3 separate regions of the Mus musculus genome follow, and regions 1 and 3 are each linked to region 2. A link is a loop called in an ENCODE intact Hi-C map of the cell type or tissue named here. Cell type or tissue: left cerebral cortex. All regions are shown on one strand. Links, peaks and the distances in the headings refer to the core of each region. The heading gives the core; the rest is flanking DNA. Region 1 overlaps Blm (Bloom syndrome, RecQ like helicase). Region 2 holds the start of Furin (furin (paired basic amino acid cleaving enzyme)). Region 3 overlaps Crtc3 (CREB regulated transcription coactivator 3).

Region 1 (9,534 bases), core at 1-8,000, 59 kb before region 2:
TCTATCACTTTCCTCCAAGCATAAGAGTGACTGGAAAGGATCTGAAATCTACCCTCTGCTCAAGGCAGAGATATGGGATTAGCACCCTTTCACTCCAAAGCCAACGCTCTTGGCTCAGAGCAAACCCAAGCCTTGGTTTTTACCACTACATCCAGCTTGCTCCATTCTTCCTCCTTCAGAGCCAATAAGCATCCCTTTCTACTCTTTCCCAAACAGCAGCCAGCGTGACCTTTGAGCCATAAGAAGGTGTACTGTCCCTGCTTCACCTGCATGGGACTAACCAGATGAGGACTCAGTCAGTGTCGGGGCAGATTCAGTGTAGTGTGTCTCTTGAGATGGAGTGTGTATGTCTGCAGAGCTAGACATAGAATGTCAGTGTTGTTTACAAATACGGGGACATTTGTCCTGCAGCTAGACAAGCCTTGGCAGTGGGGACAGTGTGCTGGAAGCCTGAACACTTAGCACAGGGCCCACCCTAGCTTTCCACAGGCACTTGGCTGGCTCCCACCCCCTACGTTGACATCTGTGCCTTTGTTGCTGAGACTGGACAGTGGGCCCTGCCTCCTGGCCTGTGTGCTGCATTTCCAGTCTAACTTCACCTTTTAGAAAACTCCCCATGGATCCGGTCCCAGCAATAGTTGGCTCTTAACAAGCATGAGTGAAATGAGCAGATGCACATGAATTCAGTGGTTTTTCCATGAGTGGTGATTTAAATTCTTAATTTTATATCCACACACAGAATCTTTATCTTCTGATCCTGAGGTTTTGCTTCAGATTGATGGTGTTACCGAAGACAAGCTGGAAAAATATGGTGCAGAAGTGATTCCAGTATTACAGAAGTACTCAGAATGGACAGTGCCAGGTTCCGTATCCTCCAAACCTGTTTACTTGTGAGCCCCTCTCAGAACTGTGTTACTGTTAAGCAGTGCGTCTCCCTGAGCTGGCACCAGGTAGTTAATGCATCCTACACCTGTTACACTGAAGTTCCAATCCTAAGAACAGTCCCAGTGTGTGAGGCACCTCTCAGGTAGTTAGGAAGCCCGGCATTAAAGCTGCTGATGGAGCACAGGTGGGAGGGAGCCTCTGTGCCTGCCCGAGGGCCTACACGCTGTTGTTTTGGTAAGGCAAAGTGAGTGGCCAAGGAGTCATGATCCCTGGCACCCATTCCAGATGGACTATCACCTCACTATGTGATCCTGGCAGGACACCAGCATCCCCAGTGTGCTTCACTGTTCGTTCTCATGTAAGGAAGGGACATGTTATCTAGCAAGCTTGTCAAGATAACATGTTAGAGTAGCTCTTACGTGCTTTGGGAAAATGGATGTGTCACTGGAACACTCTTGCCATTGGAAGAATCTGACTTTGTGAGGACATCAAAGCAGAGGTTGCCAGAGGCTGCATTAGGTCTGTCCTGTGGTGCCTCGTTACAAGCCATGGCACTGGTATAGAGATCACTGGATGAGGGAAACTGAGAAAAAGGAGTAGTTTGCTGTAGGGGATGAAGGGGCACAGTGTGCTGTCCACTTACACGCCAGCATTAAGTTGTCATCCCCAGTGGACCTGCTGTCTTAGTCAGGTTTCTATTGCTGTGATTAATACCGTGATCAGAAGCAACTTGGGGAGCAGAGGGTTTGTTTGTATTATGTATCCTGAGCTGTAGTCCATTGAAGCAAGACAAGTCCAGGGCTGAAGCAGAGACTATGAAGGAACACTGCTTACTCACTTGTTCCCTCTCAACTTCTCAGCCTCTGCCTCCATTTACCTCAGGACCACCTCAAGGACAGCATGACCAAGGGTGGGCTGTGTTCCTCCTTCCCATCAATCAAGAAAATTCAAGTCATGCAATGTTAGCACACACCTTTAATCTCAGCAATCAGGAGGCAGAGGCAGATGGATCTCTGAAGTAAGGCTAGCCTGGTCTACAGAGCAAGTTCCAGGACAGTCAGGGCTGCACAGAGAAACCCGTCTCAGAAAAAAACACAAAAGAAAAGAAAATGCCCTAGCATCCCTAACAGGCCAGTCTGGTGGGAGAACTCTCTCAGTTAAAGTTCCTTCTCCAATAACTCTAGGCAAATGTATGTTTTCACTCAGGCCAAATTCCTGCTTGATATGCCACGTGTTCATAACAATTATGCAGAGAAATGGCTTAGGAGTAAAATACAGTACTGAATTTTCTGGTGTGTTTATTAAGAGGCTGTTGGTTAAAGATGAAGAACAGAATTTGTTGGTTTTTTTATATTGGACTTATTTTCTCAACATGTTTAAAATGATAAATAAAATCAGCTAACACTTATGGCAGCCTTTACTTCAGTTCGCAAGGGTTAGCTGCACAATGTAAAATAACATAGGCCTCATGCAGTAAAGTGTGAACTAAACCTGACATCTCCAGTTGAGTTGAAAATTATCACAAAAATCTGTAAGTAATGAGTTTTGATTCTCTCTCATTAAATATAAATTGCCATTGAACATACTTAAGCTTTTCAAAATAAAATGTTTAATTCCTGCTGAGGTGTTGAATCCATTCAGCAGGAAAGCAGCTGGTATTGGGCTCCAAACCCAGGGTCACCTGTAAATGTCTGCATTTCCTGTTTGTAGCTGAGGATGGTTCCCCAGGCGCCAGAGGCGCCCCAGAGGACACTGAGGAGGAGGAGGAGGAAGCGCCTGTATCTTCTCACTACTTTGCAAATCAAACTAGAAATGAAAGAAAGAGAAAGAAAATGTCAGCCACCCATAAGCCCAAGAGGAGAAGAACTAGTTACGGTGGCTTCAGAGCAAAGGGGTATGTATGGTCTTTATGTCTTTGTAGCATCCGGGGGACGGGGAGGATGGGGTGCATATAGCTGCTCTAACAGTCAATAGTTAATAGATTGATGGCTAGCCCCTAAACCAAAGTAAAAGCAGGACTTTGGATTTTTAAGTAATCTAATTTGCAAAAACTTCTCAAACTTTGACTTTACCTTGGAATTTTTGTTTCTTTTGAGGTAATTATTCTTCTTAAAGTATTTTCCACCAAAAACACCCTGAGTAAATAACACGGCCGTGTCCTTCAGGCTTTTGGGAGTCTATAAGTGTTTGCTGCACTCCCTCTGCTGCAGGATTCTCTGGGTCTCTCTGCTATTTTTTGAGACAGGGTCTCCTCTATCACAGTCTGCCCTTGAACTTAGTTTAAAGCCAAGGTTGACCCTGACTTTATACTCTTCCTGCATCCACCTCCCAACTTCTGAGATTACATGTGGGCCATCACACCTGGTTTATGCAATGCTGAGGTCCAGCCCATAGCTTCCTACAATCTAACTGAGCACTGCTAGCCCAGCGCATTCCCCACCCTCCCTGCTACTTTTAATGCCCGGGAGACTGGGTCTCCTAGTCTTGGCAGGATAGCTGAGAGGAGACCACTTGGGGAAATCCAAAGGCCAGACAAGCCAAGTTTCCTTGGGGGCTGTGTAAGTGGTTTCTGTCTTCTCCTCCCTTTGCTTGGCTGCAGCATGTCTGCACAGGAGAAGCGAAGTCAGAGTGGCCAGGTCTTGGCAGCAGGCATGTTTTCCACCATTGGACTGTATCCAAGAGTCCCTCCCTCCCCCTCTTCCTCCTTCTCCCCTGCTAGATGCCCATCACCTCCTGCCCTCAATCCAGAGATGGTGGTCCCCAGAGAAGTGCATACTGTAACAGAACTGCTTAGAACAGGAACCAAAGCTGCATGGCTCTGAGCTGTTGTTTGCAGTTTTCCACCTTTTCTCCTTCTAAGTGAGAAAAACAAGATTGAGTGGGGGAAGAGAAAGGCAGACAATGTCACCAAATTGTCATTTCTTGTTAAATCCATAAACAGACTTCTTACATGTGCTAACCTTCCTCCAGAGTACACAATTAAAGACATTTGTAAATGGTGGTTTAACTTTGTGGTTTTGAGTGCGCAAGTGACCATCAGATATTCCTCAGTGAGGACATTTTCTCATTTCCTTCATTTATTCCTCCCCTTGGGAAGCACTCATTTGCTTAGTTGCTCACAGAGCATGAGACCTTAAAAAGCTTCTGGTCCAACCCCCTTGGGTTTAGGATGGGGAAACTGGCCTGGCCTGTGTTGTGTGGGAGGGAAGGGCTTGCCTGAGGCCAGTCTCGCCTACTCCGTTTCAGAGGTAGGATTGGACACTGGCCTGGCCTGACGGCTCAGAGCACTTTCACTTCTGCGAGTCTGTGGACACTCCTTGAAACCGTGGGCGATCTGACATCTGGCTTCTACTTGTTGGGAGGGAAGAGACCAACACTGTTCTTTGCTGCTGGCTCCTTCACTTCATTTGCACAGCAGCTGTTTGTGAGAAAGGAGCTCTTTGCCATGTTGCCTGTAATCTGATTTAATAAGGAGTAAAACTCAAATTTGCACGAGGCATAAAGGTTTACTGTAGCACTCGGGAGCTAGGAGGCAGGAAGATCAGAGTGCAAGGTAATCTGTGGTTCAGTGCCACACATGGTCATGCGTGCCTCAGTGTCAGCAGTTGAGAGGCACACAAATCTCTGCGTTTGGGTCCAGCCGGCACTCTACAGAGAAACCCTGTCTCAACAAAAGTAAGCAAATACGTAAATGCATACACACGCTCTCTCGCACACGCACTCGCGCACACACACGCACAGTCCAAAGCCAGTCTGTGCCATGAGACTCTATCTCAGAAAACAAAACCAACATCATAGTGCCCCACAGCCAGCTCCGGTTTCCATCTAAGTGTAGTCGGTCTGTGTGTAAGGAGGGTCTCTTCTGCCTGCCAGCTTGGTGACTCTTCACCATCAGCAGCTGCTTGGCATCTCCTCTGCTCCTCTGGGTTTTCCAGCCCACCCTGAGGGGGATTCCAGCCCCGGGGCTGCTCACCTGTGCAGTGAGAGAATACTGGGGCTCCTTGCCAAGAGCCCTTCACCCCCAACAGACCACTGGGGCTCACGTCTCCAGAAAGCCACACAATGAGCCAGGTGTGTTCTGAGCTTTCTGAGTGGGAGGAAAATGGATGAGCCGTTGAAATGGAGGCTGCTGTTGGCAGATGCGTTCTGTAAATCCATATAAACAGCAGGGTTTGCTCCGGGCTTCATTCCTCAGCAGGAAGTCAGCAGAGGGAAACTTGAGGCTGCTTCTCCGCCAGATCTGCAATGAGATTGCCTTCCCTCCAGCAAGAGGTTTACAATGTTGAAAAACTTTTCCTAACCCCAGCAGCATGCCCTAGGATGCCACTAACTGCCCGGGATTATACAACTGATGGTGCACCTCTGCACTGCCCACTGTCACTGTAAACCAGCTGACAAGGTGGTTCACTTTTTGTTTGTTTTATCAAGGGTTAGAAAATTGCTCTCCTCGGGTCAGCAAAGAAGTGATATGCAGGGCACAGCTCAGGCTCTGGCAGGGCCCTCTTCCCTTCTTGTAGGAGGCAGTAAGCAGAAAGGACAAGTTGGCAGTTCTTTGGGTGTTGGGGCAGGGGAATTGCTGACTACGTGGCCCTGACACATGCCAGACCACTGCATGAGGCAGCTTGGTCCTCCCTAAGGAGCCACATATGCAGCCTTCCTAGGACTATGTGACTAGGATGAGGCCACCCAGAGGCTCTGCCCCATCTCCACTCTGCACAAAGCTGCCTTGCTCACATCTGGGTCAGTGCAGTAATTCTAGGGTATCTGATGGCCAGAGATTTGGGGTCTTTAAGAGATGTCTTCATGCCAGGCAGTGGTGGCTCATGCCTTTAATCCCAGCACTTGGGAGGCAGAGGCCAGCCTGGTCTACAGAGTGAGTTCCAGGACAGCCAGGGCTATACAGAGAAACCCTGTCTTGAAAAACCAAAAAAAAAAAAGAAAAAAAAAAAAGAGAAAGAGGTCTTCACTTCCTCTTTGTTAGAATAGACCCAGAGGCAGAGGATTCCGGCTATAGGCTGTGGAAGGTGTGGCTAGAGGGAGAGTCTGTGGTTGGTCACAGGCCACGAACTGAGATACTTTAGAAAGAAATTCAGAGCATACTTGTGTACTGGGGTAGGGCAACTTACCCTCTCGTGGGGTTTCCAGACAGAAAATGCAGACAAATGTAAGACCAAGGAAAATCATGTTTGTTCTCCTGGCAAGTTAACAGACAAGATTATTAACTTCGTCTCATTTAGCATTTTAATTTTCTTTTCTTTGCCACATTTTAGGGGCTCTACTACATGCAGAAAAACGACTTCTAAAAGTAAATTCTATGGTGTAACTGGATCCCGCTCGGCCTCATGTGCTTCTCAGGCAACATCATCAGCCAGTAGAAAACTGGGGATTATGGCTCCTCCAAAGCCTGTAAATAGAACGTTCCTCAGGCCTTCATATGCCTTCTCCTAACAGTTCTCTGCGCATAGATCTTGTTTGTCAGCATCTGACCATCTGTGAATAGAAAGCTGTTAGTCTTGTTACAGCATTTGAAGTTTTCACTTCTATCTATTAATATTTAAATGTATCTCATGTGATAGTTCTTATTTTTAAATAAACATTTTCTTTGGTGCTACTGCACATGTAGTGGCCATTGTTTCTCAGAGCATCTGTAACAATTGTAGCAATGGCTGAATCATCCACCCCAGGAAATCCCGAGGGGAACATGACTGCTGAAGCCAAGGGAAGGCAGCATGGGACATTGTGAAACTGTAGAACTTCTTGTGTGAGGCAGCCTTGACAAATGACAGAGGAAACAGAAAATGTATTACATAGTAATTCCTATAATATACAGAGGCTGAGCCAAAAAGATCACCTGAGCCTAGGAGTTCAGGACCGATGTGGGCAATGAGAAACATTCTCTTTTTAAAGGAAGGAAAAAGAAAGGATAGACAGACAACAGCAACAAAAATAAATAAATAAATAAAATAGATTGCTCACAAGAATGTATTAAATATTGATATGTTTCCTAGTTTGCCCTTTGTGTAATGCCCAGATCCTTGACCTCACTCGGAGAAGGGAGCTAGAAGCCTGCAGACCACTGTCTTGAGACCTCAGAACTGGGGTGGCATCAGATGGCCATACACCTATGCTGAGGGACCACCTTTGGCAGTTTAGTGAAGAGACCAGCCAAATGTGTTAGCTGAGAGCTGGTTGTTGAATAAGCCTTTGAAAGCTCTCTTTTGACTCCTGTCGGGGTGAAAAGAAGAAAGGATGGACCAAGTAGCCAAGGTTACCTGGAGAGAGTCTGGCAAGGCCCAACATTCTCTGTGGCGGCCCATCCAGAAGGAAGGTTTGTACACACGGTGGTTTGTATCAAAGGCAACTCTGCTTCAGGCAAGTCCCAGAGCTTCACTCAGCTCTGGAGAAGCATTCTGTTTGGAACTGATACAGAAAGTGCAGCTGCCTCCTTCCTCCAACGTGGCCTCCAGTCTGAGCAGGTACCCTGGGAAATGCACCATTGCACTTGGGCAACCCCAAGAGGAAGCGAGCAAAGGCAAGTGACTGAAACTGGCCTGAGCTGGGGCCCAGTGAAGATGTTCTGCATAGCGATCACCTTAAGGAAGGTGAGACATTGACCACAGTTTAGACCACATGAGACCCTCTCTCCAAGATGATAAGACAGGACACCAGGAAATGTCTAACAGAAACGTTTGTGTTTTATCACAAAAGAAAGGGACCGGGCAGTGGTGGCGCACGCCTTTAATTCCAGCACTTGGGAGGCAGAGGCAGGCAGATCTCTGAGTTTGAAACCAGCCTGGTCAACAGTGAGTTCCAGGACAGCCAGGGCTATACAGAGAAACCTTGTCTCGAAAAGCCAAAAATAAAAATAAAGAAAAGAGAAAGGGAAGCCAGAGATACATTTGTTAGACCAAGGTATGGTGAGGTGGAAGGGGGTGCCTTTGTGGGCCCATGCCGAGGCATCCCTTCCCCTGAGGTCCCAGCCATACAGATAGAGTATGGAATAGAGTTTATTTAGGACATGGGAGGGGAGTTGCGGGAGGAGAGAGAGAAAGGCCGGCCATGAACACAGAGGGAGGAGGGGAGTGGGGAGAGAAAGGTCTTAGAGGGTAAGAGGACAAGAGAGACAGGAGGGGACAAAAAGCCCCTTTTATACTTAGGCATACCTAGCTGTTGCCAGGTAACTGTGGGGCAGAGCCTTGAAGAGAAGCTAAAGAGAAACCTTCCCCTAGGAACAGTGATGTGGAGGCTTGACTCCTCGAGTTTGGCCAGCATTCATGGAACCTCTCTGTCTTATGTATACACCCCTGAGGTCCTTGTATTCCAGAGCTGATAGGTGGCCTCTGATCACTTCCAAGGACAAATGATCTTCCATGACCTCAAAGAGAAAACATGAAGAGTCAAGTGAATGCCAAGGCCACTCAGTGTGCACACACTCATCCTCTGCCAGCCTGGGAAGCAATGCATCGTAGTGTCCTTTTCCTTTCTGTGTAGGAAGCAGGATTCAGAAAGTTTATGTAACTTGCCCAAGCACACACAGCGAGGAAGTGGTAATGAGTAGTGTGATGGTTTGTATATTCTTGGGCCAGGGAGTGACGCCATTTGGAGTTGTGGCCTTGTTAGAATAGGTGTGACCTGGTTGGAGTAGGTGTGTCACTGTAGGTGTGGGCTTAAGATCCTCACCCTAGTTGTCTGGGAGTCAGTCTTTTCTAGCAGCCTTTGGATGAAGACATAGAACTCTCAGCTCCTCCTGCGCCATGCCTGCCTGGATACTGCCATGCTCCCTCTTTGATGATAATGAACTGAACCTCTGAACCTGTAAGCCAGCCCCAATTAAATGTTGTTTTTATAAGACTTGCCTTGGTCATGGTGTCTGTTCACAGCAGTAAAACCCTAAGACAAGTAGGGTGACACGGGCTCTACCCTGGAGTCCCAGTTTGTCTCTGGGTTTCCTGGTGTAGCTAACACACTCTCAAACATGTTGCAGTTAGGACAGCAGTTATGTCCCATCCAGGTCTACATGCTCACGAATCTCTGTTCTTTCCCTAAGCAATCCAGCCTCCTCTCCCAGCCGCATTTTCCCAAAGCCTCGGGCCCTCCTGCCCTGCCCTGCCCTGTGCTGCTGCCTCACAGGAGGCTCCAAGGACAGCCAACCTGCACAGCTCAGCTACAGCTTTTCCACAGGAGGACATGGAGGCCCAGGGCCCTGCTCTTAACTGAGAAACTGCTGTACCTCCACATCTCACCATAGCCTAGAAGACTCCCTTCATCTTTAGAAAGTTCCAGAAGCCCAGCCAAACTGTCTCCAGTTCCATAACTAGGTAGGAACTACCATAGGCCTGGAAGTCTGGCCCCAGGCTGGGTAAGGCCTCCAGGGCACAGAGTCTAGGCAGAGGGACTGTGTCCTGAACAGATTCCCTCACGGAGCGCTCTGACAGCCTCCTCGTCAACTCTCACAGTCTCTGGGTAGCCTCCCTGGTGGGGACCAAAGAGTCTCACCCAGAAGGCAACTCTGCAGGGTGCTGTGATCTGTATGCTTAGCTCTTAAGTGCTCTGAGGCAAAGGCTCAGAGCTGTGTAGGACAGAACAAAGCTCCAAGGTCCAGACCTTGTAAGCTTAGGCTTCCAAACACTACACCTCCTATTTTTTACC
Region 2 (9,854 bases), core at 787-8,786:
CCATAAAAGGAGGTGGGCTATTTCTGTTTATCCACCTGTCTCTACAAAAGCAAATAAAACTGTGACTCCTCTAACTGGAGGCACGAGGGCTGCCCTGCCGCTGTGAGATCCGACCTGAGAGTGGAGTTGCCCCAGGTCCGCCATCCCAGGGCGCTTCCCTTGACTATCCCCAAACTCAAAACTCGGGACCCAGGAACCTCGGGCAAGGCAGGGCCAGCTTGGACTCTCCCCAAACCCCCCGACCCTCGGCCCTTCCCTCGCCATCTCGCCCGCGGGCTCCCAGTCCGGGTCTCCGAAACCATCTGCCCGGGAGTTTGCGGGGCCAAGAGCCTAACGCGGTGCGGACCGAGGGGCCTGGGGTGGCGCGCAGGGACCACGCTCCCTACCCGCCCCGCTGGCAGCCGCAGACAGGGCGCCCCGAGAACGCAGGGCCCGCCGCGTGGAGCTCTCTGAACACCGGCCGGGCCCGGCCGGGCCCGGCCTGACCCGACCCGGGCGGCGAACGGGCCGGGCCGGCTGCGGCCGCCGAGCGCGGAGGTGGCGCCGCGAGGGGGAGGGGCGCGGCGCGGAGGAGGAGGAGCCCGGGCCGCCGCCGCCGCCGCCGCCGCTGTGACAGCGGCCCGAGTAAACAAGCCGCGCCGCCGCGGCCGGGCCGCTGCCCCCCGCCCGCGCCCGAGCCCAGGCCGAGCCTTGCCCTGGTCGCCGGCCGGGCCGAGGCCGCGCCGCCGCGCCTCCCCGCCTGCGCGCCGTGACGCCGCTGCCGGGCGCGGGGACCGCCGGAGCCAGGCCCCCGCCGCCGGGCTCCGTGCTCGGCCGAGGGGTACCCGAGCGGCCGCGGCGCTCGTCCGGAAAAGTTTCCCCGCCCGGGCTCCCCAGGGTAAGCGGCGAGGGCGCGCGGCCCGGGGCCGGGGAGGCGGCGCGCTGGGGAACCGGGCCCGGAGCGGGCGGGGGAGCGCGGAGCCGGGCGGCGCAGCCCCGGGCCTCGCCGGCCGCCGGGCTCTGGTCGCGGATTCTCGGCCGCCGCGGCGGGAGGACGGGAGCCGCGCAGCCCACCTGAGCGCCGGGCTTGGGCCCGCGCCGGTACTTTTCCGCTGGGGCCGGGGCGAGCCCTATGACCTCAGGAAGCGCCGGCGGGGCCCCTGCTGGGGCGGGCTAGGCAGAGCATTCCTCGGACTCTGGGTGCTCCCGCCTGCCCGCGGTCCTCCGTGGCCCCGGCGGCCGGGGCCTGCGCCTGGTGGGGCGCGCTCCCGGGAGGGCACGGGGTCCTCGGCCGCCTGGCACACCTGTACGGCCGGAGCGGTCGGGGGCGGATTTCGCGTGCGCGCACAGGCCGGCTTGGGGGAGGCTCGCTCCGGGCTGCCTCCTGCCGAGGCCTGGCCGAGGCCCCTGCTGCCCCCATCCATCGGGTGGCTAGCCGAGGGGCGGCCTGCTTGCCATACAGGTCTGACAGCAGACACTAGTCTGCTCGGTGCCGCCGTTCCCACCGCCCCAGGGCTTTGCGCCTAGGGGAAGTGGACTTTCATCTCTCTGAAGCACTGGGATTCTCTCTGACTTGGGAAGTGCCAAGACGACGCAGGTGATGTGGCCCAGTGAGGGCATGTGGCTGCTGGCCAGGTGTGGACATAGAAAAGGAGGGTGGGCGAGCAGATTAGGTGTGTGTTTCCTGTTTTGGGCTTCTATCTAAAATTTGTATTTTTTTAAAAAGAGGATCCTATGGCTTAAAAAAAGTTTGAAAGCCTCTGTCCTAATAGTTTTTAACCACCAAGGAAACTGAGGCCCAGAGAGTGGAAATGACTTGTGTAAGTAGTTGAGCAGGGACTAGGAGTTAAAATTTCCTGGGAGGTGCCTGTAACAGGACCTGCCTTGGGGTCTCTGCTGGAAAGAGAGACCTGATTGGGTTTCCCAGCAGTCTTTGGTGGCTTGCTCTGTGGCTGCCTCAGCTGGGTCTCCAGGTCCTAGAAACAGCAGCCACACCTGGGGGTAAGTGCCCGTCTTATGCCTGGAATGGTTGTGGTTATCTCTGTCTGTAGGTTCTAGGGAGAGACAGAAAGGCTTTGCCTAAGAAAAGAGCTAGGACAGTACTATAGCCTATTCTCTAGTCAGGCCCAGCACTGATGGCTGGGCAAAACTGACCCAGAGAGGCTAGAAATATATCCAGTCTCCTGGTTTTGAGACAACTGGGACTCAGAGGGTGAGTCAGAGTCTGGAATGGGGGTGGGGAGAAGCCTGTTCATTCATTGTTCACAGTTCTTTTGTGTGTGTGTGTGTGTGTGTGTGTGTGTGTGGTGTGTGTATCCTCCTATGTGTCTTGATGACGAGGCAGGGCTCTCTGATGTCTGGAATTCATATCCCACCCTTACCACAGTTGGGGAGACTTGGTGTGGAGGGAAGCAGACCATCTTTCTCGAGGTGTGGTGGGGGTTCTGTCTCAGTGGCCCCATCTATAGTTTGCTGAAACCTGGGCTAGACCCAGACCGACCCAGCCATAATTTGGAAGTTGTAGGCAGGTCTCAAAACTTGGAGCAGGGAGTCTGCACATTTCTAAACTAAAGAGGTTTTAGATGTGGCAAGAGTCCTGTTTCTACGTGGAGGCACGGAGCTCTAACTCTGAGGCATGTCTTCGGAGCCCTTTGGACTCTGCCCTTCAGGCATGGAGTCTGCCTCGTGGATGTCTCCTGCCATCAGCTGTCAGGTTATTTTGGTGTAAACTGAAAATACTCCAGGATTGTGTGTGGAGTCCCCTCAGCCTATAGGGTGAGATGGCAGCAGTTAGGGAGGCTGGGTAGCTAGTGGCAGTTCCTGGAGAATCTTGGCGTTCCCAGTGGCTAGCAGATCTGCCCAGCTCCACAGGGCAGTGTGCTGAGGTATCTACATTTTACCATTTGGCCAAGTGGCTACCTCTAGGGCTGGGCCATGGGAATGGTAGGGGCATCGGGATCCTGGCACTTAGACAGGACATCCCCAGCAGCCTACTGGAACCTCTCCTAGCTGCCACCTACCCCAGGAGCTTGGCTTGTGGCTAGTCAGGGGCCCTTTATGGGGACAGTTATGTGGCCCCAGGCAGAGAGGTCTTGCTGTCTGTTTGCTGAAGGAGGAAAAACACCACTCAGGGCTACTGATTCGGCCTCACCTTGGTGTTCCAGGCTCAGCGCCAGTGTTTGCCCTGGCAGCCTGGCTCAGATTACGCAAGGTGGTGGGCCTGGAACACGCCAGGGGGCAGCAGGGCTGGACTAGCAGGAGCAAAGTTGCCCAGGAAACAGCTTGGGCCCTGCCTCTAAAGATGGCTGTCATCTCAGCCCTAGAGGGTGGCAAAACCTCAGGAATCCCTCATGCTCAGAGTGTGGCTCCTCAGCCTCCATCCCAACTCGAGTCACCCACTCTTTCCTCTTGGGGACTGAGAGTCTTTTAAATAACTCCCTACAGCTCACCTTTTTGCTGAACCAGGATGCCCTAATTGAGTTGGGTAGACTCTGTTCATTTTTTAAAGAGCCAACATTTATTCTTTTATAAAATATGCCTGGATATTTTGAGAGCGTACAGTAGCACAAAGCAGAAAGTAACAATTGCTACTCATAATTCTCAGACTCTCCAAGGAGCGACTGTTAAGCAGTAACTTGTATCCGTCCAGATTTTGTTGTGGTTTTGTATAAATCTGCATGTATAGTTTTAAGAAAACAAAATGGAATCCTGTGTACATGCCATTTGATAATGTATCTTTCTTTGGTTATTGTTTGCTTTTTATTTTGAGCAACTCAAGCCGTAGTTGTATTAGTGATGGGAGAAAGGCTTGGGAGGGGGAGACTGTGGGCCCATGTGTCTGTTTGGCTGACCTTTGGGATATGTGCTGTATTTATTCCGGAGACACCTTGGGGGTTTGTGGTGTGTGTGTGTGTGTGTGTGTGTGTGTGTGTGTGTCTTTGTGTCTGTATGTCTAGGCTGCAGTTGGATCCCTGGGAGCTGGAGTTATAAGCTGCTGTGAATGATCCAATACAAGTGCAGGGATGAGAACTCTGGTCCCCTGCTGTCCCCTGCAGGAGCAGTATGTGCTCCTAACTACTAAGCCATCTCTCCAGCCCTTACCCCTATTTCTGATCTTGGTTTTTGTTTTGTTTTAAAGACAGGTCTCTTACCAAACCTGGAGCTTGCAGACTTGGCTAGGTTGACCAGCTAGCAAGCCCCAGGGATTCTTTTCTCTGCCCTGCCCCCAGTGCTGGAGTTACAGGCAAATGCTGCCAAGCCTTTAATGTGGGTCCTGGGACTCCAAACTCAGGTTTTGATGCTTGGGTGGCAGTAAGTGTCCCTACTGAGCCATCTTCCCAGCCCCTCAGGTGTTTGCTGGTTTTACCCATCTCCCTTGAAACTCCTTTTAGGTCCATCTCCTTTGAAACTGCTTTTAGGCTCAGCCGTGAGGCTAGGAGGGGCGGCATCAGTGTGTGGCTGAGAGGACTGACTCTTCCTTCCTCCTCTTGTTCCCTTAGATCTGGCCCTTACCCTGTCCTCCAGCCCTGCCCATCTCGGCCCCATGCCCCCACCAGTCAGCCCCGGGACCCTGGCACTGAGCAGGCACGTGGCAGCCAAGGCCCTGTGACCAGGCCAGGGAGACAGGCGCTCTGGGGTTCCAGTCACCTGCCCCCCCATGGAGCTGAGATCCTGGTTGCTATGGGTGGTCGCAGCAGCAGGAGCCGTGGTCCTGCTGGCAGCTGATGCTCAAGGCCAGAAGATCTTCACCAACACCTGGGCCGTGCACATTCCTGGAGGCCCAGCTGTGGCTGATAGGGTGGCGCAGAAGCATGGCTTCCACAACCTGGGCCAGGTAAGCTTCTTACTGGGCCTGTTTGTAACTTCAGGACATGACCTGGTGGTGGAGAGAGTGAGGGCAGAGACTCTCAAACCATGCAGCAGAAATTGTTGAGCTTGTCTTCCAGGGCGTCTGGGCAAGAGGCAGGTTCTGAGCGGCTGGTGGGATGGGATCCGTAACACTGTCCTGTTTGTGGGCTTTCCTGTAGGTTGCTTAGAAAACCCAGCACATCTTGGGGATGGTGTCCCTCTCCATCCCCTGCATGTTCTTGTGGGTCCTCAGCAGGGAACAGATTGCCCCCCCCCCAGGCGCTTGCCTTTGTGAGCCTCCCCAGCAGCCTTGTCCACCCCCATCTCTGCCTCCCCCAGGGACTGGCAGATGGAAAGCCCATCTCAGACTCAGTGCTTCATTGCAGATCTTCGGTGACTATTACCACTTCTGGCACAGAGCAGTGACAAAGCGGTCCCTGTCGCCTCACCGCCCGCGGCACAGCCGGCTACAGAGGGAGCCTCAAGTAAGTGTGGCCCTGGCCCTTCCGGCTGCCACCCCCTTCTGTTCTGAGTCTGCCCTCACTCTGCAACCCCCACACCTATACCATCCTCCTCTCCTTCCTAGGTAAAGTGGCTGGAGCAGCAGGTAGCCAAGCGAAGAGCCAAGAGGGACGTGTATCAGGAGCCCACGGACCCCAAGTTCCCCCAGCAGTGGTACCTGGTATGCTCCTTGGACTCTGGTTCTCTCCCCACCACAGTGAGGTCCTGTGAGTGGATGAGGCTCACCCTGGCTTCTTCTGTTTTCTTCTCCCTTCTTTCTGCCTCTGACCCAGTGGGTCTCAACCTTCCTACTGTTGCAACCCTTTAATTCAGTTCCTCATGTTGTGAGGACCCCCCCCCCCCAACTGTAAAGTTATGTTTGTTGCTACTTCATAACTGTAATTTAACTACTGTTATGAATTGTAAATATTTTTGGAGATAGATTTGTCAGGGGGGTCACGACCCATAGGTTGAGAACCACTGCTCTAGCCTTCCCAGAATCTATACATTTCCAATGGGAGCCAGAAGTGGCATTTTTAAAAATGGTTTATTTTTATTTTATGCACATTGGTGTGCTTGCATGAGTGTATGAGGCTGTCAGATCCCCCTGGAACTGGAGTTACAGACAGTCGTGACCAAGTGAGTGCTGGGAATTGAACCTGGGTCCTTTGAAAGAGCAGCCAGTACTTTTAACTGCTGAGCTATCCCTCCAGTCCCCAGAAATGGCATTTTAAGCTGGGATGGGTAGAGATAGAGGTTTTGGGGTAGAATTGATTCTTTTGAGTGAACAACCAAACATCTCTGGTAATGGGCTGGTTGTCTCTGCAGTCTGGTGTCACTCAGCGAGACCTGAATGTGAAGGAGGCCTGGGCCCAGGGCTTCACAGGCCATGGCATTGTGGTCTCCATCCTGGATGACGGCATTGAGAAGAATCATCCCGACCTAGCAGGCAATTATGTAAGGGCTGGAAAAGAGTGGTGGGAGAGCCCTGGGCAGGGACCTCGGGGGAACTGTCCTGTCCTGTCCTGTCAGCGTGGGGAGGCAGCTCCCAATGAGGGCCGTGTTCTTCCCAGGACCCTGGAGCCAGTTTTGACGTGAATGACCAGGACCCCGACCCACAGCCTCGGTACACACAGATGAATGACAACAGGTGAGAGTGCTAAGTCCCTGGTCTCTGAGCTCTCCCTCTTACCCATCAAGGACACAAGGCTCAGTGTGAATGGCACATGGCCCACCTAAAAGCTGAAGTCTTTCCAGGCATGGGGGCATACTCCTTTAATCCCAGCACTTGGAGGGAAAGGTAGGCAGGTCTCTGTGAGTTTGACGACTGGTCTTCACAGTGAGTTCCAGGCCAGCCAAGCTGCCTTATCTCAAAAAAACAAGGGGATGGAGAGATGACTCAGCAGTTAAGAGCACTGGCTATTCTCCCAAAGGTCCTGAGTTCAATTCCCAACAACCACATGGTGGCTCACAACCATCTGTGATGGGATCTCATGCCCTCTTCTGGCATGCAGGTGTACATGCAGATAGAGCACTCATATACATAAAATAAATCTTAAAAACACTAACGGGCTGGTGAGATGGCTCAGTGGGTAAGAGCACCCGACTGCTCTTCCGAAGGTCCAAGAGTTCAAATCCCAGCAACCACATGGTGGCTCACAACCATCTGTAACAAGATCTGATGCCCTCTTCTGGAGTGTCTGAAGACAGCTACAGTGTACTTACATATAATAAATAAATCTTTAAAAAAAAAAAAAAAACACTAACAACAGTAAAACTACACAGCTGAAGTCTTTGTCTATATCCCTGGTCCCCAAAGGGAGTTTTGAGTTTGGTTTTTTGAGACTTGGTTTCCATATGTAGCTCTAGCTGTCCTGGAATTTCCTCTGTAGTCCAGGCTGGCCTCAAACTTAGAGATGTTTTTGATCAGGCGCCACAGGGAAGTGCTGTGGACACACATAGGATGATGGATGCAGCCCAAGGGCCTTCACTCCGTGCACTTCCACTAACGCTGTGCTCTTGATCCGCAGGCATGGCACTCGCTGTGCCGGGGAAGTGGCAGCAGTGGCCAACAATGGTGTCTGTGGCGTAGGTGTAGCTTACAATGCCCGAATTGGAGGTGGGTATGAGCCTTGGCCTTGGGTACATGTTGAGAGTGGGAGGGTCCTCTCCTGAAGTTTTCTCTGCCCATTCAACATCTTCCATGATAGATCCTTTGGCAGTGTGCTAGTCCCTGAAGAGTTCTTAGCCAGTGGAAAAACTGGAACCCCAGGGCTGGTGGCATGGTGGAGTGGGTGCAGGCCTCTCAGAAATCTTCCTAAATCATGGCACAGCCTTTAGTCCCTTGTTCCTGAGGCCCAAGACTCTTTCTAGTGAGGACCGGTGTGACTTGGGGAGAAGGTCCTCTTCTTGAAAGGCAGTGGGAGACAATATGTAAGGGGCTTTGAGTTTTCCATGCTGGCCACTCCTCTCTCTTACTCCTCCCTGGGGTCCAAGCTGGGCCTTTGCCTATGGGTGCCTCTGGCAGCTGGACCCACGCAGCACCCCTTTTCCCACCCCCTCTGCGGCCAGGGGTGCGGATGTTGGATGGCGAGGTGACTGATGCAGTAGAGGCACGTTCGCTGGGCCTGAATCCCAACCACATCCACATCTACAGCGCCAGCTGGGGCCCTGAGGACGACGGCAAGACCGTGGATGGACCAGCCCGGCTCGCTGAGGAGGCCTTCTTTCGGGGAGTTAGCCAGGTGAAGTGGGGCCCTGATCTAGCTCTGGAAATCAGGCTGACTGAGTTCATCTTTTCCATCACTCGCTTCCTTATTCTGTTTTATTTTTCCTAGTATTTTGTTTGTTTTCCCAGTTTTCTAAGACAGGGTTTCTCTGTGTAGTCCTGGTTGTCCTGGAACTCACTCTATAGACCAGGCTGTCCTCAAACTCAGAGATGTGCCTGCCTCTGTCTCCCAAGTTCTGAAACTAAAGGTGTGTGCCACCACTGCACCTCTGCTCAGACCTTTTTTTTTTTTTGTTTTTTTGTTTTTTTTTGAAACAAAGTCTTCTGTATAGTTTAGACTGACCTGGGACTTGCCATGTAACCCAGGCGTGCCTTGAACCCATGGTTCCACTCTTGACATGTGTGTACCACTATGCCTGGTTAATTAATTTTAACCTTGACAAAAGTGGTAAAGTAGAATGTAATAGAGGCTAGATAGATGTCCCGGTGGTTAAGAGCACTAGCTGCTCTTGAAGACTTGGGTGTGGTTCTCAGAACCTACATGGTGACTCACAACTATCAGTAACTCCAGTCCGGGAAACTGATGCCCTCTTCTGTCCTCTAAGGGCACCAGACACACATATAGTACATGTACATATAATAAGAATAAAATTATAAATAAAAAGAAATATTAGAAACTAAATGTTATTAAAACATGAAGGAGGGCTGGTGAGATGGCTCAGTGGGTAAGAGCACCCGACTGCTCTTACTGCTCTTCCGAAGGTCCAGAGTTCAAATCCCAGCAACCACATGGTGGCTTACAACCATCCGTAACAAGATCTGACTCCCTCTTTTGGTGTGTCTGAAGACAGCTACAATGTACTTACATATAATAATAAAAAAAAAAAAAAAAAAAGAAAGAATAAAAGAAAGAGGAAAAGATCTTAAAAAAAAAAAAAAACATGAAGGAGCTGGGGACTGACAGTGCACCTTAATTTTATTTATTTTTATTTTATGTGTATAAATGTTTTAATGGCATGCAGCCCTTTGGATTCCCTGGTACTGCGATTATGGATGTTTGTGAGCCATCATGTGGGTGCTGAGAATCAAACCCATGTCTTCTGCAAGAGAGCCGGTGCCCTTAACTACCGAGCTCTCTCTCCAGCCCCATTTTTTTTCTTTAGCTGGGCAAAGGTTTGCAGTGTTACATTGAACGAGGCATTACCAATGTTAGGCAGGTCCTCTGCCTCAGAACCACATCCCCAGCCTGAGGCCATGGCTTTGATTTCAGCACTACCCAAAATAATAAAGTTAAGTGATGGGGTCAAAGAGACGGCTGAACAGGTAAATAGTCTGCACCCAGGCCTAATGCCGGAGTTCAAGCCTTGGTATAAACGTGGAAGGAAAGGAGCAGCTCTGCGCAGCCGCTCTCTGGGAGCCACGTGGGTACCATGGCATGCATGGCCGTACACATACCATACAGACAGCACTCATCACCCCATACTGACGGGATCACCCCGTCCTCTGGGGATCACCACTCTAAGCATTTGGGTGTGAGCCTGGTCTAGTTTGATTTTGTACATACATAGTCATCTATGAGGGATCTTTGGTGGCTCTTAAGAAGTGAACTTGGAAGTCCACAGAGATGGAGGCTCCCATCTTTCTTCCCTCAGCATCGTCCTGTTGTACCTCATTGCCCTCTACCCCCCAACACACCATCTTGAGTAACCTTAGCCCACTTCGTTCACAGGGCCGAGGAGGGCTGGGCTCCATCTTTGTCTGGGCCTCAGGGAATGGGGGCCGGGAACATGACAGCTGC
Region 3 (9,854 bases), core at 887-8,886, 190 kb before region 2:
TCACTCTGTCCAATGGCTCACTTAAAATGAAGAAGCTTACCCAGCCGTCCCAGGGCAGGCTTAAGTTAGGCAAACTGAAGGCAGTTTGCTTCCTCCCGGTTTATGATCTCTTTGCTGCTGCTTCCTGTATGCGCACCTTTCCCTCACAGACAGGAGGAGAGGGAGACCTGTTTGCTCACTGAAAAAAATGTCCTTGGAAACAGGATGAGCCTAAGGAGGACAGCGCTCCTAGGAGAATGGAGGAGGAAAGGGAGGCTACAGGTGTGTCACCTGCACAAGATGCCCTCCCTCTTAGGCCTGCCACCCTCCAGCCCACTGGAAGGAGCTGCTGGGACTCGTATTAGTGCAGGGCAGCTGAACTGCCCTTCTCCCCAGCTGCCCTGCAGACCTCAAGTTTAATGCAATGCCCACTAGACTGTAAGCTCCCAGAGGGCAGGAACTGTGCCTTGTTCTGTATTGACCCCTAGTGCCCACCAAGTGCCTGGTAGGAGTGCATGTACCCAGGATGGAGGAGAGAGGGACTGTGCCTCGTGGTGGGGCGGTCTAACCTGCAGCTCTCTCTGTCCCCTGCCTTAGCTCAGAGCTTCACCTTTCAGACTCACTTGAGTGTGCCTTAACACTAGGTGACCAGACCTGCCACTAGGCTCAGCGCCACTCCTCCTAGGGAATATGTCCCTCAGCAGCTAGGTGGACATCATCCAGTGCATCCAGCATGGCTGATCACACCAAGCCCCAGGAGTGTGGGGCACCTGGCATCCAGACTGGGCCCCCACAGCAAATTCTTCCTCTCGGACCTTTTCCTTTTTTTTTTTTTCTAAATTGCTTAAAATAGAGGTGCAAACTTTGAGGTTAAGAAATAAGGCCTGGCTGGGCGTGGTGGCACCCGCCTTTAATCCCAGCACTTGGGAGACAGAGGCAGTATGATTTCTGAGTTTGAGGCCAGCCTGGTCTGCAGAGTGAGTTCCAGGATAGCCAGGGCTACACAGAGAAACCCTGTCTCGAAAAAACAAAACAAAACAAAACAAACAAAAAAGAAAGAAAGAAGGCCTGGTTCATGGGACTCTTTTATTCATTAACGCCTTCTCACACAGTAAGTAATCTGAGCAGATTCTACCAGCACCTGCCTCCTAGCCCCACATGAGGAAAGTGATGTCCACCCAGCACAAGGGAGGAGCCGGGGTGGGTGAGGAGGGCCCTGGAGGAGAACTTTTGCCTGACGCCTGCTCCCCTTCCTGCGACATGGGCTGAAGCTGAGGCTCAGTGGCTGTCCCCACCCAGGAGAGCAAGGGTGGAGTAGAAGGAAGCTGACCCATCTGTGCCTGAGGCGAGGAAGCCTGGGAATCAGAGGCTGCTCCAGCTCCCCACACCGCGGCTCTTCAGACAGCCGGGTGGAGCTGTGCGGCCACGTGCCCCAGTCTCTGCTGTTTAATTGGAAACTAAATTAGAATCCTCTTCCCCTGACCATGCCACTGGCCTGGTCCTGAGATCCCAGAGCACCCGGGGTGACTTTAGTTAAAGTGGAAGCTTTTCACTCCTCTGAGCTGCCCAGCGCCCCAGCATACACACTCAAGCCAGCTCCCGTGTCCGTCTTCAGGCAGAGATCGATGCTGATGTAAAAGTTGAGAGGAAGGGGTTTCCAGCACAATCTGCTCTCTGCGTTGAGCCTGATCCGTGGGATCATCGTGTCGGTGACGCCCACACACCGGGGAAGAGGCAGGTGTGAGGTGACAGGGTCAGGAGGGGGAGGACCCTGAAGGAGAATCCCTGCTTGCACAGCTGCTGTCCTCTGGTGAAGGCGTAACGGGAGATCTCACCCCATACCCTACGCTGCCCTGTTCCTGAGGCTTTCTCCAGCCAATGGGAAAGCGCTGGCTGCAGGGGCGGGGGGGGGGGGGGGGGGGGAGTTGAAAAAAAAGAAAACCCAAAAACCAAAAGAGACAATGTAGCACTGAATTAAATCTGCCCATAGGCCTATCAGCCTGATCTTTTCATGTGTGTAGCTTTAAGCCACTAGAGAGCCTACCGGTCTACATGGTGTTGAGTACAGCAGGAGACTGCGTTGCCCTGCTGCAGTCGTGTGAGCCTGCACTCGATGCTGCCTTTGTGACTAGCCTGTCTTAGGCGGCAGCATTGAAGTGGCTACCGGCTTCCCCAGACCTCTCTTCAGTGTCTTCTCTCTGTCCCACCAGCTGCCCTTCCCCAGCACTGCAGGGTGGTGGGTTTTAGCACACGAGTGTGGGGAGAAGTGAGGATGAGCTCTCCTTTGCCCTGCTCCCTTCCCCCAAGTCTACTGTATATTCTCTGGGCCGAGAGGTCGTGTATTCATGCTCGTGCACATATCTGAAGACATTTCCTGTTGGGCTCTTCTGATTTATGCACAGATGGTTCCCAGTGTTCCCACTGCTCCAGAACGGGGCCATCCCAGCAGCTAGTCAGACTTCCGGCCAGTGTCCTAACTCCCGGCCTTTTGTTAAGCAATATTGAAAGATCGGACTTTGTATAAAGTAGCTTCCAAGTTTTATAATGCATCATTTTACATCTTTCATAATTAAAAGCAGCACAATATGGTTGTATCTGCTCTCGGTGTTTCTCTTCAGCCTTGGGGGCAACGAAGGGCTGGGTGGGCAGCTTCTCCAACCATCTCTGCCTCCTTGGCTGGCAGTCACTGATCTGCAACCATGGCTGAGTCCTGAGCCAGCCCTTCCTGAGCCTCCTCGTTATATATCAAAGGCGCACAGTCCTGTTAAAACTGGGTAACAAGGACAGGGCTCCCTGGATGGCTCAGTCTCCTGCCTCACCCTGGCAGTTGCCCCACCCCTTAACCCAGTTGTTCTGTCCCAGTCCAGCGCTGACACCTCTTCCCATGCCTCTCTTCAGAGGCATGCCCCCTCAGCCACACTGAGTGCTTGGATTAGGGGTGACTCCTGAAATCTCCCTCAGACATCCCACTTCTGACCAGCGTCTTCAGAGTCCACCTCAGCCCTGGTCTCTCAGCATGTGTGACCTCATCCAGGCCCTTCTCCCTGACTCCTGGCTTGGTCCCTGGGATTAGCAGCCTCCAGGAAGCCTGCAGACAGCTCTCTTTGCTCTGACTGCCCATACCTGGCCTTTTCTATTCAGAAACTCAGCCAGCCCACCTTGCCCACCAACCCGTCCTCTGCTCTCTCTGGGTCCCTCTGGAAACCTTGTGAAGCACTCTCTCCCCTCCAGCCACCCCCAGATCTTTTCCTCCTCTGTTCTCTGTCTCATCCCCCTCCCCTAAGCTTGTCCAAATCTCTCACTACCTTATTCCCCCTCCCCTATGGTGCATCGGTCTAACCTGGGTTCATCTTTCCTGTGTCATTACTCTGTTCTTCCTCCAAGAACTACCTGAGTTCCCACCCCAAGGCCCTCTACCTCAGCCTTTGCATCTGCCTCAGTCTCCTCCCTAAGACAGAAAGCAAGCCGCTTCTCCTCAAGTTCCCTCAGACTACAGGCTATCTCCTGCCTTCCCCAGAGCGCAGACCCATCACCTCCCACACCCAGCTGTGAACTCCCTTGGCCTGTGCACACTGAACACTTGGAGCCTTTCTCGGGTCCTGCCTTGTTAGTTCCTATCCTGCTGACCCTCCCCCAACCCAGAAGCCCTCCCTTGGACTACACCCTTTCCCTCAGGCCCACACACTCCCCTATAGTCCTTCATCATCTGCTTCCGCCAAGCGTGTACCCCTCACCCTCGGTCTCATCCACGTGCCACCCCACCTACCTTCTACTTACAAATCTGTGCGTGAGGACTGCACAGATGGCTCAGTGGTTATGAGTACCGATTGCTTTTTCAGAGGACCTGGGTTCAACTCCCAGCACCCACCTAGCAGCTCACACCTATCTGTAATTCTGGTTCCTGAGAATCTGGCACCCTCACATGTAGGCAAAACACCAAAGCACAGAAGAAGAATAAACCTTGTTAAAAGTGAAAAAATCTGTGGGTGAGAAACCATCCCTCAGTATTGGCCTTCCATGCCCACAGTTCTCAAGGGTTCAGGTGGGCGCGTGGCTGTTGCCCTTATGCCGAATCCCTGTGCCTGGCATAGAGTCGGAGCTCAGTCACTACCTCCCTGCTGCTAAGCTCTTTCTGTGGTCACAGTTGTCACCCCAGTGCTCCAGCTGCTGAGTAAGCCATTCTCTCCACACTCAATCCAGCCTGAGCCCCAGTGGGACACTCAGAAGCCCCCACTCTGGCTCCCTCCTCACCCCTGCTCACCCAGCAGCCCCGTCTACACTCAACAGAGTGGTGCTTTTTTTCCATATTTTCTGCTCATTCTTTGAGAATTTCATACATCTCTGCAGTGGATACTGGTTAAACAACACACCCCATGCCCCCTTCACCTCCTAGACCTCACCGCCACCTCCCTCCCCCCACACCAATTCATCCTTTTATAGCCCATGGGGTTCAGTGAGCACTGTCCTTAGCCACTGGGACACGGGCATCCTAAAGGATCACGTCCACTCAGAGGGACAGATTTTACTTCATCTTTCTGCACCTCTGAAATGAAACAAACACCTTCCATGTCATGATACTGGGTTGTGGGAAGTGAACTTGCACAATTCAAGAATTTAGAATTGTTCCTGGCACCAAGAATTCCATCAGCCGATGTCAGTTTTTTTAAGACCCTGGCTGGCCTGGAGTTCACAGGGATCCTCCTTTGCCTCTGACTCCAGCGCTGGAACTGAAGCCATGCCACACCTGGCAGTCAACATCATTTTTTACAACTATTTGTTACATGAATCTGTCCCTTTGAGGACAATATGTACTGATGCTTAGAGTACTGGGCTTGTACAACACTTGATTTGAAATGCCAAATATTAGCACTGGAGGGTTACTCTAAATGGGCTTCACTGTGCAGCTCTGGAAAGTAAGATTTGCAGTAAGATCTTGGGGCTGTGTCCCCATGTGAACACTAGATGGAGCTGAGGCTGTACGAGTGGTTCTAAGGACAGGGGAAACAACCAAAGAAAGAGAGCCACTTGATCCCCTGGGTCTCTGAAGATTGGCATCAGGAAGGACTGACGCCCACAGTGACAGAAGGCCATCAGCATCCTTAGTGACCACTACCAACGATCAGACACTGCACACCCACGTTCCTTCCAGCAACCTAAAAGAACTGCAGAGAGGCTCAGGGTCACCTATCTGCCAGTGGGCACGCAAGGCCCTGACCCTAAGGAGACTGACTCCACGACCTCCTGCTTTCTGTCTCTGTCCTTGCCATGGCACAGGATTCCCAAGGCTTCAAGCTACATCCTGAAGCCGGGCAAGCTGCTATACACATGGAAGCCGAATGCTTGGGAGGTGGGACAGATGTCCACGGCCAGCCTCAGCTATATGACAAGACTGAAGCCAGCCTGGGCTACATGATACCCTGTCTTAGAAATACATACATATATATACACGTATACATACATACATATATATGGAGAGAGAGAGAGAGAGAGAGAGGTGCTGGAGAGGGAACTCAGTGGTTAAGATCACTGACTGCTCTTCAGAGAACCCAGACTCAATTCCCAGCACCTGCACGGCAGCTCACAACCATTCAAGACTCCAGTTCCAGGGAGCCTATGCCCTTTTCTGGCCTCTGTAGGCACTGGATGCATTTTTTTTAATGTAAAATTTAAAAAAAAAAAAAAGGTGTTTTAAAGGGCTTTACTGGCCTGGGGAAGAAAGTGAAACCCTGAATTGATCTCTACCACTGTCCAGAAAGAAAGAGCCTTGTTTTTATAAATGTGCACATTCATGATCACAGATGCAAAACAGCGCCGAGCCACACCCCTGAGGCTAGGCTTTCAAGTGGTTGGAACCTGGAACTCCTAGAAATCACTGGGGCTGGCTGGTACCCAGGCAGCTTTGGTAGAGAGGTGTGCACCGTGGATGATAGAGAAAGGATCAGCGGTAGGGGAATGCGCCCCAGTAATAGTGTGCTTTTAAGAAAAAAAAATTCTGTTTAACAGAACAAAAGGAAATCTAGATGTGATGGGGAAAGTTACCAAGCCACAAAGAGTCACATGCTTTTTACGTCGCTAATACGTTTTTTCAAAGAACAATACTAAGTGCTTGACTTGTGCTTTTGACAGACTGGGACTGCGGACAGACAGACGGACAGACGGCATCTCCCGAGGACCCGAGTTTAGGAGAGGAAATGAGCTCGTCACCACTTCCGGGCTCCTTCCCCTCCCACATTTTATGAGTTTGAGTTTTCTCATTGTCAAGGCTTGCACTATTTACATCCTGTCCGGTAACCTTCGCTCCCACCATTGTTTGGCCGCTGTTCCGGGTGTGGACTCCGTGCTCTGGCCTGTCCTTGCAGAATGGGCTTCCCACTCCTCATCCCCCACCCATTCCTCCTAAGCCTTTGTCATCAGGGAATCTTTGCCAGAAGGGCTGAGCTAGTCCCAGCCACAGGTGTCTGGATTCTCTGCTGCCAACCTTGAAGGTTTTACAACAGCCTGATTTATGCCTGATGCCTGGGGGAAATTGATAGGGAAAAACAAACAAACAAACAAACAAGAAAAAAAACTACTGTGCTGCTATGCCTCCCAATATAAGTACGGGAGTCCTGACTCGGAGTTGGTGATGGATGGTTGAAGTGTTAGAATTTGGAACTAAAGAAAATAACCGGGCAGTCCTGACTCTGTGTGTGTGTGTGTGTGTGTGTGTGTGTGTGTGTGTGTGTGTGAGAGAGAGAGAGAGAGAGAGAGAGAGAGAGAGAGAGAGAGAGAGAGAGAGAGAGAGATGGTGCTGGAGGCTACTGAGCTGGGAACTGGGAAGTCAGAATTGATTTAGACAGTCCTTGCCTCTGGTTCACATATACCCGTGGGGAAGCAAGACTTCCCCATTGTGATGCACATGCCTGTAGCCTGAGCGCGTTGGAGGTGGAGGCAGGAGGATAGTGAATCTGAGGCTATCCTGGGCTACCTGAGGCTCTGACTCAAAAACAAAAAGGCCAAGAGAAAGAGAAAAATGCATCTCTGGAACTTTCCATTTTCTATTTCTGGGCTGTGATTGCCCACCCCTAACTACAATGGCAACACCATGGATAAAGACAGACTAACTGCTGACAACATGGGTAAGGACAGACTGCTTTTCCCTTGGGAGGGAGCAGGGAGAAAGTTGAATGGTTTTCTGAGTATCAACACGAGCCCCTGAAGTAGGAAATCTTAGCTGCTTCATGAAGCATCTCACAGGAGGGGCCCAAGAGAAGGAGACCCAGGGGCCAGAATCCATGGACACAGCAGCTGTAGGCTAGGCTTTGCAAACTGTCCACCAGTGTCTTCCTGTGATAGCAAAGGACATGCATTGCCCAAACCAGATCCTTCTGGGAGTGAAAAGAAACATCCCGACATCAGCCAGGACCATAGAAGCAAACAGGGTCCCCATTCAGGAGCAGACATGGGGCCTAAGCATATGGACTCTCTAGTGAGACACTGGGGTTAATGTCTGCCCTCCACCCTTTACTGTGAAAAAGAGGCAAGCTGGTGGTTGCTCTCTGCCTCAGTTTCTTTATCAGATAAAGAGAGGGACGCCCCACCTCCCCTCCCCATCACTACAGGATGAGCATCCTCCATTTCTGCTGTTAGTCTTTGGATTCTGTTGCTATTGTTATTTATTGTTAGCTATTGTTCTATAGTCCATACCAGTCTCCAACTGCTGCATTTTGAGAACAACTTCTGAACTCCCCACTTTTTGTTTTCCACCTCCCCAGTGCTGGAATTACAGGCCTATCCCACCACCTCTGGTTATTCTTTATATTAAAGTGAGTCCTTTATTACAAAGACCTCAAACCATGAGAAAATGATTTCTGAGAAGCAATGGGCCCACGACTTCTGAAGTGAACACCTTAGTGTTTGGGACTACTCAGAAAGGTCTCATGGCTGCCTCTGCAGCTGTGCTGGCTCCAGAGCAGCTGGGAGCCGGCAGCTCTGCTCTACCTTCTCAAGATACCAATGCCTACGTAGCCTCAGGAGCCTCCAGACCAACCTCTAACAATGTTTGCTTGTTACTTGTTCCAACCCTTTAAAATCAGGCTTTTCCTCTGGTGGTTTCTTCAGGGGCTTTGATTCTCTCCAAAAAACAAACAAACAAACAAACCTCTGCAAACATCTACAGGTCTTTTATTGGGCCCAGGACGGAGTTCTGCAAGCTGGAGGCTACCTGGGCCCTCACCTCCCGGAACTGGGCCATGAAATTCCACAATGCTGGCCCATCCACGCAGCCCATTAGATGCACTCTCTCAGGAGTCTGAAGCACTAGTAAGAGAGACAGAGAGTCTGGGAGTTAAACCAAATTAATGGCCATGCTCCAGAGAGAAGGTTCTGGGAGGCCTGATCGTTGAGCGATTCCTCAGTCCATGCAAGGGGCTCTGCCGACATTCTCCTTGGAGCCCTGGTGTCGGCACATCAGCTGGCTAGCTTGCCAACGCACACTCCCTAAGGACAGCCTGTGGCGTCCAAACTCTGCCTCTCCACGACCTACATGGCTGATTCTGCCCTCCCTTTGCAATCAGGCAGGGCAGTGGGGGCTGATGATATGTGACTTCCAGTTCAGGCTTTCTGAAGCTGCTTGGCTTGGCTCTGAGGAACTTCCTGTGTGACCCCACAGGGTGGCAGCAGCCACTTGCTGCTAACCACTCCTCCCCTGGGGGGCCTGAACGTCGGCATTCCTGGGACAAGCACTGGTCCTTCTGGGTGCTGAGGACAGGGTGCACAGATGGGGACCTGTGTAGGGTTAGGGTGGTAGCTGCATAGTGAAGAGGGGTTTGTGCTAAAAGACTTCTCAGCATCTTTAGAGTGCCAGTCCATCTCCACGTGCTTGGTGTGGCTACCAGCAGCTTTCAGACTGAGCCCCGAGTCCTTTCAGGCTCCAACATCTTGTGGAGCCGCATGAGAAGTTATGTTCAGAGGTAGATGGAGAGACTGGAAGGCGTTCAAACCCCAAGGGAAAGGGAAGGAGGAGACCAAAGCCAAGAAAAAGACAGGATGCCACGGAACTTCAATATGGAGGACCACAGGAGGCTCAGGGACCAATCCATCAGTGTTTTGTTTTGTTTTGTTTTAAGTTTTACTGTTTTTAATTACGTGTAGGTGTTATGTGTCTGAGCATGGATATGAACATGGAATCACAAGTGCCCTCTGAGGCTCTAATCCCCTGGAGCTGGTGTTACAGGTGATTGTAAGCCACCTGATACTGGTGCTGGGAACCAAACCCAGGTCCTCTGGGAAAGCAGCCAGTGCTCTTAACTACTGAGCTGTCTGTCCAGCCTCTCCGTTAATGTTCTTATCGTAACATCAATATGAGTGCATAGCCAAGAACTCGTGTTTGAGGGACTAAAGCAGTGGCTCAGTGGCTAAGAGCACTGGTTGCTGTTCCAGAGGCCTGGAAGTCATTCCAACACCCATATGGTGGCTCACAACTGCAGACCCACAAGGTATATGAAACCTTCTGGCCCTGTGGGGAGGGGAGGGATTCTCATGTGGTACACAGATACATGTAAAGGTTGAACACCCAGATACATATACACTTTTTTTTTCCTTAAGGAAAAAAGAATTTTGGATCCCAGTACTGCTCGAAAAGGGCCCCATCACCAGTGGAAAACACCCACTGATGATTCCATAGCCATGTGGCAACCATCTCTAGGCTTCTAGTCCTCCAGAGCCCACGAGCAGCCTCTGGGCTAGGTTTTTATTTTATTTTATTTTTAAAGATTTATTTATTTTATGTATATGAGTACAATGTTTCTGTCTTCAGACACACCAGAAAAGGGCATCAAATACCATTACAGATGGTTGTGAGCCACCATGTGGTTGCTGAGAATTGAACTTAGGAC

The links. Peaks named below come from ENCODE experiments on the same cell type or tissue, not always from the same donor. Only the 100,000 strongest peaks of a DNase experiment are listed, where the experiment ranks them.
Region 1: it touches region 2 in a loop (2.2-fold over the local background); 9 of 42 quality-filtered maps call a loop at or near these places.
Region 3: it touches region 2 in a loop (4-fold over the local background); 3 of 42 quality-filtered maps call a loop at or near these places.

The regions. Positions count from the first base shown.
Region 1 is chr7:80,452,058-80,461,591 of GRCm38, reverse strand. It overlaps Blm (Bloom syndrome, RecQ like helicase), which reads left to right. Exons shown (of 22, transcript NM_001042527.2): 20 at 740-862; 21 at 2,596-2,779; 22 at 6,156-6,599. The coding sequence ends at 6,333. Among named protein-coding and RNA genes, the nearest start is that of Gm44851, 52 kb to the right of the region's middle. In left cerebral cortex, for the core only: no CTCF peak of the experiment used is centred there; a DNase peak (open chromatin) is centred at 4,170.
Region 2 is chr7:80,393,553-80,403,406 of GRCm38, reverse strand. Furin (furin (paired basic amino acid cleaving enzyme)) reads left to right here and starts at 595. Exons shown (of 16, transcript NM_011046.3): 1 at 595-877; 2 at 4,479-4,813; 3 at 5,214-5,312; 4 at 5,414-5,509; 5 at 6,157-6,285; 6 at 6,402-6,478; 7 at 7,359-7,447; 8 at 7,900-8,072; 9 at 9,786-9,854. The coding sequence starts at 4,637. In left cerebral cortex, for the core only: CTCF peaks have their summits at 1,141, 3,210 (motif pointing right), 4,045 and 6,824 (motif pointing left); DNase peaks (open chromatin) are centred at 2,737, 3,207, 4,415, 5,226 and 2 more places; H3K4me3 peaks cover 2,011 bases; H3K27ac peaks cover 2,713 bases.
Region 3 is chr7:80,579,351-80,589,204 of GRCm38, reverse strand. Crtc3 (CREB regulated transcription coactivator 3) reads left to right here. Exons shown (of 15, transcript NM_173863.2): 15 at 1-2,573. Among named protein-coding and RNA genes, the nearest start is that of Gm42398, 28 kb to the right of the region's middle. In left cerebral cortex, for the core only: CTCF peaks have their summits at 4,932 (motif pointing right) and 8,630 (motif pointing right); DNase peaks (open chromatin) are centred at 3,846, 4,940 and 8,628.